Regions from separate parts of the Homo sapiens genome. Here region 2 is linked to region 1. A link is an interaction called in ENCODE POLR2A ChIA-PET data of the cell type or tissue named here. Cell type or tissue: MCF 10A. All regions are shown on one strand. Links, peaks and the distances in the headings refer to the core of each region. The heading gives the core; the rest is flanking DNA.

Region 1 (5,382 bases), core at 154-5,153:
CCGGCATGATCTTGGCTCACTGCAACCTTCACCTCCGCCTCTGGGGCTCAAGTGATTCTCATGCCTCAGCCTCCTGAGTAGCTGGGATAACAGGCGTGCACCACCACACCCAGCTAATTTTTGTATCTTTAGTAGAGACAAATTTCACCATGTTGCCCAGACTGGTCTTGAATTCTTAAACTCATGTGATAGGCCACCTCGGCCACCCAAAGTACTGGGATTACAGGCATGAGCCACCGTGCCTGGCCAAAACCAATTCTCTTTTATTCTTTCTCCCTCTCATTGACACATACACATCACTTAAAGCATTTCAATCACTTTGCATGTAAGATAAAACCCCAAATCATTAATATATACTAAGTCAAAAGAAATTCTGAAGGACAAAAGCATTTAGAAAAAAAGTTTACTTACAAAAACACTTGCAAAAGTATACAGGTGAATTTACGCTTTAGAAGGACTGATACATCAAATGAACACACACCAAGGTTTACAGTTAGTTGCTTCATGGTGAGAAAAGAGCAATTTTCTCATATGATTGCCATATGACCCCAAGCTCCCACATATCTTCAGACTGTAGCAGTACAAAAGTCAGCAATTAAACTGTAAGAGAGTCAGTAATATATGGGAAATGCTGAAAGTTTTGTTCACTTTGGAGACTACAGAGTGTGATACTGTTGTTTCACGGTTTATTTCAGAACACAAAGTATTTTGTTTTTCCTGTGGGAAGTAATATGTACACTCACTCATTTTGGAAACAGGACAAGATGTCAGTTTTGCTTTATAAGCATAAACCCCAGCATGTCTGGGTACTTCTTATATCAGCTTCAACTCATGCCACTCTCCCCCTCATTTTCTACATTCTAGTCACATGACCTTCTTGCAGGTTCTCAAAGCTCTTCCCCAACATGCCGTCCCCTCTGTCTGGTACACATTCCCCTACATACTTTACCTGCCAAACCTTACTCATTTTCCCAGATGCAACTTAAATGTCACTTCCTCCAAATCCCACTCTAAACTGAGTGCCCCAACTATTCAATCATAGCACTCTGCATTATCAGGTATGATGCCTTTGGATGCGAATAACTGAAAAACCAAACCTATCAATAGAGTTTTTAATATCAGGGAGGCTTTTGGGCATGGAGAATAACAATCACCACTATGTGTACTTTTGTTTAATGCTTACTTTATAAACTTTAAAATATATTAAACAGTATTTCTGGGAAATACTGTCTGATGCCATCCAATGCAGTATTCACTAACCACATGTGGCTATTGAACACTTGAAATATGACTAATCCAATTAAGGAATTTAATTAGGAATTTTTTTAATTTAAATTTTGGAAAAACTAAAGTGTGTGAACCTATTTTTTCAACTGCAAACTTTATAAAATCTAAACACAGATCCAATATTTCCAATTAAAATCAGGCAACTGAGATCAGTGTATGCATGTGAAATACATATCGAATTTTCAAGACTCAGTATAAAAAAATGTAAAAATTATCTGAATTTTTATATTGACTACATGTTGAAATGAGATTTTGGATATATTACGTTAAATAAAATATATTACTAAAATTAATTTCCTCTTTTTTTTTTTTTTGAGGTGGAGTCTCGATCGATCCCCAGTCTGGAGCGCAGTGGCTGATCTCGGCTCAGCGCAACCTCCGTCTCCCGGGTTCAAGCGAGTCTCCTGTTTCAGTCTCCCTGGTAGCTGGGATTACAGGCGCCCACCACCGCGCCGGGCTAATTTTTGTATTTTTAGTATAGACGGGTTTTCACCATGTTGGTCAGGCTGGTCTCGAACTCCTGACCTCAGATGATCCGCCCGCCTTGGCCTCCCAAAGTGCTGGGATTACAGGCGTGAGCCACCGCGCCTGGCCTCATCTGCAATTTTACTTAAATCACAAATATACTAGATCTTCTTACATGCTTCGAAGAACTAAAAAAAATAAGACATGAATTATCACAATGATTACCGAATTAATTGTAAATTTTTTTATTTAAACTAGTCACAAAGGTATCACAGGTATGACTTACACCTAACGGGGGCCAAAAGATGGGTTGCGAAACGAATGACTGAATTATCCCTAACAATCTTGGGAAGAAAACAGGATTGGCCAGGCCCATCCCGAGAGGTCCACGTCAGGCAGGGGCCCCGCCCACCGCGGGACCAAGCGGCTACGCCTTCCAAGTTTTCATTCGGGGCCGCGCCAGCGCTGAGGAGAGTCAGACGCCAGATGGTTCCGAAGGTCCTGCAGGCTCTCGGGGCACCCTACAGCCGACACGCCAACAAAAGCTTCGGAGCCGCCAACCCCAAAACGGAAACACCGGAGCCACAAGCTGAGCTCGCGTAGGGCACGCTCCCCCGGGAGTGCTTCCGGGACAGGGGGCGGGGTCGCCGGAAGTGGCCGTCCGCCGTCCGCTGCTCGTTGTTTAAGCGGCTGACGGGAAGGAGAAGCCAGAGCTCCAGCGGCGCCGCGGGGCGGCAGTCAAGACCAGAGCCGGAGCCGTCACTCACCTCTGGATTAGCCTGAAGCGGAGACTACCGGCTGCGGAGCGGCGGGGCGAGACACTTGCTCGCCTTTTGACCCCATCATGTCGCGGGGCTCCATCGAGATTCCCCTCCGGGACACTGACGAGGTAAGTGTCGTGTATGGAGGCGGGTGGGGGCCATGAACTTGTACGATCGCCCCCACCGACTTCGCTCGACTTCGTTTCTGAAGCGAGAGCATCCTCCTTCCCTAAGAGCCCTGATCGAAATACCTGGCCAAGGTCTGATCATCATCTTCTTCAGCCCCTGTGCCCTCTCAGGCTGGGGGCACCGCGTCTCTGCAGCCTCAGGGCCACTCGGAGAAGGAGTTCTTGAAAGTTCCTCTCCAGCCTGTTCGAATTTGACAGTGCGCTACTCTTTTCCTAACCAACCCACGGGAGCAGAGGTGTGAGAGTACCCGATAAACTGTAAAACACCTCGCAGATTACAGAGGTGGGCGCTGATGTTTCCGGGGTTTATATGCTTGCTGCTCAAACTCGAGATCTTTCCCTGGGAATATATAGGAGGTCGCCTCTTCTCCCTTAGAAACTCGAGTCTGTCATGGTGCGCTGTGTTCTCTACACCAACTCTCCTTCAACGAGATATCCCAAGATTTAGCCGCCCCTGTGTGCTGATAAAATTTAACCTCCTCTCGCTTACCTATGTCTCATTCATGGGTGGCCTGTGGCTTGTCTGAGTAAAGCTCTCAGCTTTGATGTTCAGTCTTCTTGTATATCTTTTATTTTTATTTTTTTTGTTTGAGATATAATATTGAGGTATAAAATTCAGTGGTTTTTAGTGTATTCGCAAAGTTGTATAGTCATTACCTCTAATTCCAGGACATTTTCCTATTATTATTTTTGTGCTTACAGTCAGGACTGTCTGTTACACGCAGGTGCCACCTCCATGATTAATGTGTGCAGTGGCATTCAACTTTGCATGGCTTGTAGGGTCATGCATCTCAAGGAGTCAGACCTATGGCATAATAGTCTCTAGGGTGCTTATCTGCACTTTACTTGGATTCTATGTTAAGTAGGATTTTGTTTTGTTATTTTTTAGTAAGCAGACCATTTCTAGTATTTTATAGTTCCAGTGATCTGGGGACAAGTAGCAGGGTTTGTTTGCTTCTCTGTGCTTTAACTTTATTATAGTATAACCTATTCGTCATGTGCTCCTTAAACATTAACATGGATTAGCTCAACCGTATTGAAAGTGAACACGTACTCTATGTATATGCATGTTGATTATATTCACGAAAAGCAGCAAAGATGAAATGTGAATTTTAAAGTGGAATAAGAGTTAAGACCTACCTTTTGTATTTTAGGTCATTGAACTTGACTTCGATCAGTTACCGGAGGGAGATGAAGTTATCAGTATTCTGAAACAGGAACACACACAACTGCACATATGGATTGCTTTGGCGGTCAGTATTCATGTAGCAAATATTTTTTATTTGTTGACTAGGAAAATATGTAGTTTCTGTTTTCAGATATAGTAATAGCCAGCTTGGCTGCATGGTAGATTAGTTATACCATGTGTATGGAAGTTAATTGTGTTAATAATTTATGGAACAATAAGGCCGTTTTCCTAAATGATATGCTGCTCTACTGGTGAATTAGTATATGTTGGTAAAGGCAAAATTCATTTAAGTAGTACTCTATATTGAATATTTTATTATTTAGTGCTTGTTCAGTGAAGGCTGGCTTATGGTTTATAGATAAGCTGAAAAGAAGCGAAGTGCTTCTGTGTGAACATTGCTGCTTAACATTGTTTCCTATAACAACAAAACACTTCCCTTAAAATATTCTAGAATGTGATTAGGTTCTGGGAAAATCACTTCACCCAAAATCACAAAAGTTCTTTTGGGTGAAGTTTATCTCAGACTTATGTTTTTTGTCCTATTTAGTCTCCTTCAATGTGAATCTTACTGGAGATTCTCAAGAAAATCCAATCAGAAACCCTAAAATTCTATATCCTCTACTTGCCAGCATCAGCTGCATAATGATGTTTTCTTTTTATAGGAATAGGTAATATAAATGTTACAGTCATTATTCCTAAGTAGATATGCCACATTGCTTTCATACAAACATACAGAAGAGGCTCCTAATATTGTCTTGAAGAGTCAGAGAAATAGGTCTGGAATTGGGCTTATATCCAGTGCTCAAGACTGCTCTAAGAGTTTCTTCCTTTTAGATGTGGATTTACAGAGAAGTATTTTCAGTGACAAGCAGTGCCTTCTTGACTTGAAGTGCCAACTTTTCTTATTCCATGGAGACCAAGCCTCCTTGTCACACACATTTTTTTTAAAACCAGATGGTAATTTAGATGTATATATAATATATATTATATATATATATATTTTTAAGTACATATGCCCTCCTTAACAGCACTTAAACAAAAATTAGAATATTGGAGGATTAGCATGGCACCTGTAGTAGAATAAATTAATGACACATTGTGGGATATAGATTTTTACAGGGAAAAGAATGTAGGCTTTGGGGTTAGATCAAGTCCCGGCATGGCTGCTAACTAGCTATGTGACCTTAGACAAATGATCTAACTTCTGAGCATATGTCCTCATTTAAAATATAGAGATGTTAGCATCTACCTCATAGAGTGGTTGTACAGATTAGAGAATATGTGTATGAAATTCCTTTCATGGTATGTGACCAATAGTCAGTGGTTAATAAGTGGTGGATATTCCACATAGAGACAGAGTCTCTCTATTTTGCCCAGGCTAGACTCAAACTCCTGGGCTCAAGCCATCCTGCCACTACAGCATCCCAAGTAGTAGATTACAGGTACATACCACCACACCTAGTGGATATTTCTTTTATTATTTATAAGTCAA
Region 2 (5,382 bases), core at 158-5,157, 150 kb after region 1:
TACAACTTAGTTTATTTTTTGACCAGATATGAATATTTATTATGCATAAACCTTACAAGGCCAGGAGAGAGAGCACAAGAAAAAAAAGTAAAAACAGTTTGATTCTTTAAAGTAGCAAATATTGTGATGAATTTCAACAATGCATTTCAACTCCTGTTGATGGAACTTATGCAATAAATATTAATGATAATTTAAATTAGAATTATAAAATGATCCTTCTGTCTCTATTTCACTTTGCTTAGGAAAAACGAATTATTGGATGTAAGGTATTTAGAGTAAGGCCTCACATACAGTGAAAAATCAATAAATGAGAGCTTGTGCATCACGGCACTTATTACATGGAGGCACCATTTTTACACTAATTAATGCGTATATGGCTCACAGCAATGCAGTGGGGTGGGGACCATTAGTTTTCCAACCTCAGAGATGAGGAAACACTATAGAGAAGTTCCATCACATGTCTAGGGTCTCATCACTAGCAAGAGGCAGAGCTGGAATTCCCCTGTGGACCAGGCACCAGAGTCTTGGTCCTCACCATTTCACCATGGGGCATTCTCATTAAGCAAAGCTACTATCTTTAGGGCTTCTGGGAAAGAAAACCAAGTGAGTCCCTGAGCTTTTAGGGGAAGATGGTTTTTGAGTGCCTTGGCCCCCAGGGAAGGGAGTGATGAGGGCTGGAGAGGAGGAGGAGGGGAGCAGGCCCTTGTTTCTGCTCCTTCTGGAGTGGAGGGAATGGAGACATCAGGCATGGGGAGCCTTGGGAGGACTTATTTGTTTGCTGGTGCAGGGGCTAGGGGTAGAACATCCTCGACAGACATGTTGCTAAAGTCACACATGGAGTCAGGCGGACAAGGAAGAGAATGTGAGCCATGTGGGACCAGAGGGCTGCCTCTGCTCTTCAGCTGCTCTGAGCTCTGAGGTTTTAGAACTGAATGCTTGTCTGCGCTATTTGGAGCAGCATCCTCCTCCCTACACACAACTGAGAGTCCTCAAGTGCCTTGACTTGTGCTGTCTCCAGGGACAGAAAGATTCCCAGGTAGCTGTGAGACTCCCCACAGGCTCTGAGCCCCATCAGGGCTCCATTTGAGGCAGTGTTGCCTCCCTCCCTTCAGAAGCCTGAGAGCCTCCTCCACTCTGACCTCAATGAGATAGGGAGGGGGGTGGGTTGGTGTAACTGGGGCAAGACCAGCATGAAATCAGAAACTGAGTTCGGGACAGAGCTGTCCCAGGTGAGTGAGGGACTCCGAGGATCAGGACCTAAGTTGAGGCCAATGCCCGGGTGCATGACCAGGGAAGTCCAGGTGCTGGAATTGAAAGACAACGCAAGGCTGAAGGTGAGAAGCCAGGCAGGGACCCCAGGAACAAATCCCTCACCCTCCGCCTCTTCTGGGAGTGATCTCAGGGGAGGGGGTCTTCAGGGTCTGGGCCTGAATCATGGGGTACTCACCTGAGACCAGGGGTGACGCTGGCATGGCAGAAGCAAGTTGAGTCAGAAACATGTGACAGCTGTGGTCTAAAAAGGGAAGCCTAAAGGGTCACCAAAGTGAAGGGACCAAAGGGGCTATGGCAGCTGGGAACCGGAGCCAGAAATCTGAGAACCAGGGAGGTGAGTGCAAAAATAGTAGGTCCAGGGTGAACAGGGTTGGTTTAGAACATGTGTTGCCTGTGGCTCACTCTGGTGGGCCAGCTGGGCGTGGTGGGAGTGTGGATCTGCTAAATTTAAAGGGCCAGAACAGACACCACTGTGCAGGAGACTGTGCATGTGTTTTAGCCTGGGAACCTCTTATGATAGCTCAGGCTGAGTCCAAGAAGGTCTAAGCATGGTTTGCCCTGAACCTGGAGCTGGGAAAGCAGACCAAGTCTAAATGGGAGGGGCAGGCAGTGTTGGAGATAAGGACAAGCCGTGATGGGTGCTTGGGTGGAGGGACAAGTCTGGGCGCTGGGCCCTGGGCACCGTGGGGCTTACATGCTCAGGCCTGCAGGAGTGAGTGAATAGTGCTGGGGGAGACAGAGGCAGATGAGTCACAATCCCAGATGTGAGCAGATGCTCTGGGCAGATTTGGGCTGCTTGTCAGCAAATTTGACCACAGCCTGGATGGGCTGTCAGGCTCAGGCCACCGGCCCCACTCCCAGCACAGAGAAAGCCTAAGAACGCACTCCTCTGTGAGCGATCACTCTTTGAAATGTTTCATAGCCCTATATGGAACCACATCTGGGAGAGTAAATGTATTTTCTGAGCCAGGCTTTACAAGTTGATTTTATGACGCATCTAGGCAGAAGATGAAACGCCCCAGTCATTAACTCACTTCCCCTTGTGGGTGAATTCCACAATACGTTTTTCATCTGAGCTGTGGAACAAGTTTCTCTAGCACACACAGACCTGTCTGTCAGTGGACATTTGGCTGCTCAGATAAATCCTTCGCTCTTCAGAGGCTGTCCCTGGTTCACCCCTCAGGCCACGTGCTCTCTCTTGCAGGCAACTTTGCTGGCTCTTCCTGGAACAGGCCAAAACACAGGGATGAAGTTCTGTGGATAAGGCTGCCTGTGTCAGAGGGGCCTTGAGCACACATTCGGATTCTTAACCACCAGCTTACCAGATAGCTTGCTGTGTCCGTGTGTGTGTGTGTGTGTGTGTGTGTGTGTGTGTGTCCTTTAAAATTCTAGCTTAATGGCCACATGTTTTAGGCCACTTCTGTCCTCCTAAAATAGGGCTCTGAGCACGTCTCCAAAGGAGGGCCCCTGAAGCACAAGCAGTGGGCCGGCTGCCAGGGCTGGCAGAATGAGACACAGTACTTGAAATAAATGCAGGGTGTTTGCTTACAGATTCTTTACCACATCATGGATGAGTCAGATGACTTCTCACCCCAGATTCTGTTTTTACCCTTTTTCCTACTCAGAGCTAGGGGTGGGAGGATTGTGTAAAGTTTAAAATATATCCCCAAATTATATACTTCTGTCTTTTGAGTTTTAACATACAATAGGGATCCTTTCATTCTTCGACGCGGTCGAGAATTATGTTTAACTTTTCCTGTTTCATTCTGTTTTAATTCATACCTGGTTGTGGAAAGAGCAGTGGGTTGGAAGTTGAGAGACCTAGGATCAAGTCTCTGCTAGTTAGTAGCTCTGGGATTTGGGGCAAGTCAGTCCACCTGTCTGAGCTGCGGTTTCCTTACTGACAACATGGACTGTCAGTTCCCCGTGGAGGCTATGAGCTTGCACTGGGAAGGAACAGCTTTCCCCATTCAGTGGCCCTGGTTTTCTGAGCCCCTGCCCTTCACTTGGGGTTGCTTGTCATGACAGCAAGTTAGATCACTCATGGAAGTGTTTTGAAAACTAACATGCTACATTCTTGTGAGGGATAATTATTACTATGTGCCATGCCAAAAACAAAACAAAAAAAATCCTTTTCTTTTCTTCAGCCTTCTTCACACTCAACTTAGCCTCATCTGTGGCTAGAGCTTCTTCAGTATTCCAGGCAAATCCCTTCTCTCTGGCTTTCTGAGGCTGACCTAACCCCCAACTCCACTCATAACACCTCTGCGTCTGCTTCTGCTACTTCTTTTTTTTTTTTTTCAGGGTCGTCCGTATGTTCTTTTATTATTTATTTATTCATTTCATAGTAGTAACATATAAGAATATAAAACTTAGCATTAAAACATTACAAATTTTTTTATTTCAAAATACTTTTAAAAATTGTATTTTTAAAATTGACACATAATTGTACATATTTATGGGGTACATAGTGATGTTTTGATACATATAATATATAGTGATCAGATCAGGGTAACTGGCATAGACTTCCACCTCAAACATTTATCATTTCTTTGTGTTGGGAACATTCAATATCCTTCTAGCTATTTGAGTCTCTCTCTTATTGTGAACTATAGTCCTTCTACAATGCTATAGAACACTACAACATATTCCTCCTATCTAGCTGTCATTCTGTATCTTTAACAAATTTTCCCCTGCCCCTCTCCACACTACCCTTCCCAGCTTCTAGTATCCTCTGTTCTACTTTTTACTTCTTCTTTTTTTTTTTTTTTTTTTTTTTTGAGGCAGAATCTCCCTCTGTCACCCAGGCTGGAGTGCAGTGGCAGGATCTCGGCTCACTGCAAGCTCCGCCTCCCAGGTTCACGCCATTCTCCTGCCTCAGCCTCCTGAGTAGCTGGGACTACAGGCGCCCGCCACTACACCCGGCTAATATTGTTCTTGTATTTTTAGTAGAGACGGGGTTTCACCGTGTTAGCCAGGATGGTCAGGATGGTCTCTATCTCCTGACCTCGTGATCCACCCACCTTGGCCTCCCAACGTGCTGGGATTACAGGTGTGAGCCACTGTGCCCGGCCTGCTTTTTACTTCTAATATCAACTTTCTTTTTTTCTTTTTTTTTTAGCTTCCACATATGAGTGAGAATATGTGGTATTGAACTTTCTCTTCCTGGCTTATTTCACTTAACATAATGTCCTCCACTTCCATCCATGTTGCTGCGAATGACAGGAATTCATTCTTTTTATGGCTGAGTAGTATTCCACTGTGTATATGTGCCACCATTCAAAAATCCGTTCATCTGTTATTGGACACCTAGATTGATTTCATATCTCGGCTAATGTGAGTGGTGCTGCTAGAAACATGGGGGTGCAGATGTCTCTTTAATATACTGATTTCCCTTCCTTTGGTTACATGCCAAGTAGTGTGACCACTGGATCATATTTAACCATTTTTAAGTGTATACTTTAGTGGCATTAAGTACATTTACGCTGTTGTGCAATTATCACCGCTATCCATCTCCAGAACATGTTCATCTTGCAAAACTGAAATTCTATCCATTAAACAACAACTCCCCATTTCCTCCTTCCTCCAGCCCTTGGCAACCACCATTCTATTTTCTGTCTCTAAGAATTTAACCACTTTAGGTACATCGTATAAGTGGAACCATACAACGTTTGTCCCTTTGTGTCTGGCCCATTTCACTTAGCACAGTGTCTCCAAGGATCATTCATGCCTGCTTCTTTTCAGAGAAAGTCTTCAGAAACTTTCCAACAGTAGATAGAAAAAATGATATTGTATCTCAGAAACTACTATAAAGGGGGAAGCTGAGTGGATACATACACTTCTTTGTTTTAGATGCTGCTTATAGCTGTAAAGTAACTTCCTTAAATAAAAAATAAAATGTATTGTGTATCTGTATCTGGGGAATCAGACGAGATCGGGCGTGTTCAGGGTGGTATGACTGTAGAGGTCTCGGCCGGGCAGGAGCTGAGTGAGACTTTATCTGATATGCAGATTTGGGCAACACCCTTCCTCCCATGCATTTAGCTGGTCCAGCAGGACCAATGCCCATCCATGCTTCAAAATTTTCTTAGCCATATATCTGATGATTTA

The links. ChIA-PET counts read pairs that join two places held together with the same protein. Peaks named below come from ENCODE experiments on the same cell type or tissue, not always from the same donor. Only the 100,000 strongest peaks of a DNase experiment are listed, where the experiment ranks them.
Region 2: POLR2A ChIA-PET joins it to region 1 with 10 read pairs; 3 of 35 experiments call an interaction of 5 or more read pairs at or near these places.

What each region holds. Positions count from the first base shown.
Region 1 is chr11:10,748,817-10,754,198 of GRCh38, forward strand. It overlaps CTR9 (CTR9 component of Paf1/RNA polymerase II complex), which reads left to right and starts at 2,430. Exons shown (of 25, transcript NM_014633.5): 1 at 2,430-2,641; 2 at 3,856-3,954. The coding sequence starts at 2,597. RefSeq lists enhancers at 1,799-2,299, 2,098-2,247, 2,268-2,317. In MCF 10A, for the core only: no CTCF peak of the experiment used is centred there; DNase peaks (open chromatin) are centred at 2,115 and 2,405.
Region 2 is chr11:10,897,685-10,903,066 of GRCh38, forward strand. LOC124902629 (a long non-coding RNA gene) reads right to left here and starts at 1,649. Exons shown (of 2, transcript XR_007062588.1): 1 at 1,448-1,649. LOC107984309 (a long non-coding RNA gene) reads right to left here. Exons shown (of 3, transcript XR_007062590.1): 3 at 2,457-2,495. RefSeq lists enhancers at 1,538-2,737, 1,890-1,959. In MCF 10A, for the core only: no CTCF peak of the experiment used is centred there; DNase peaks (open chromatin) are centred at 1,957, 2,287, 2,777 and 3,137.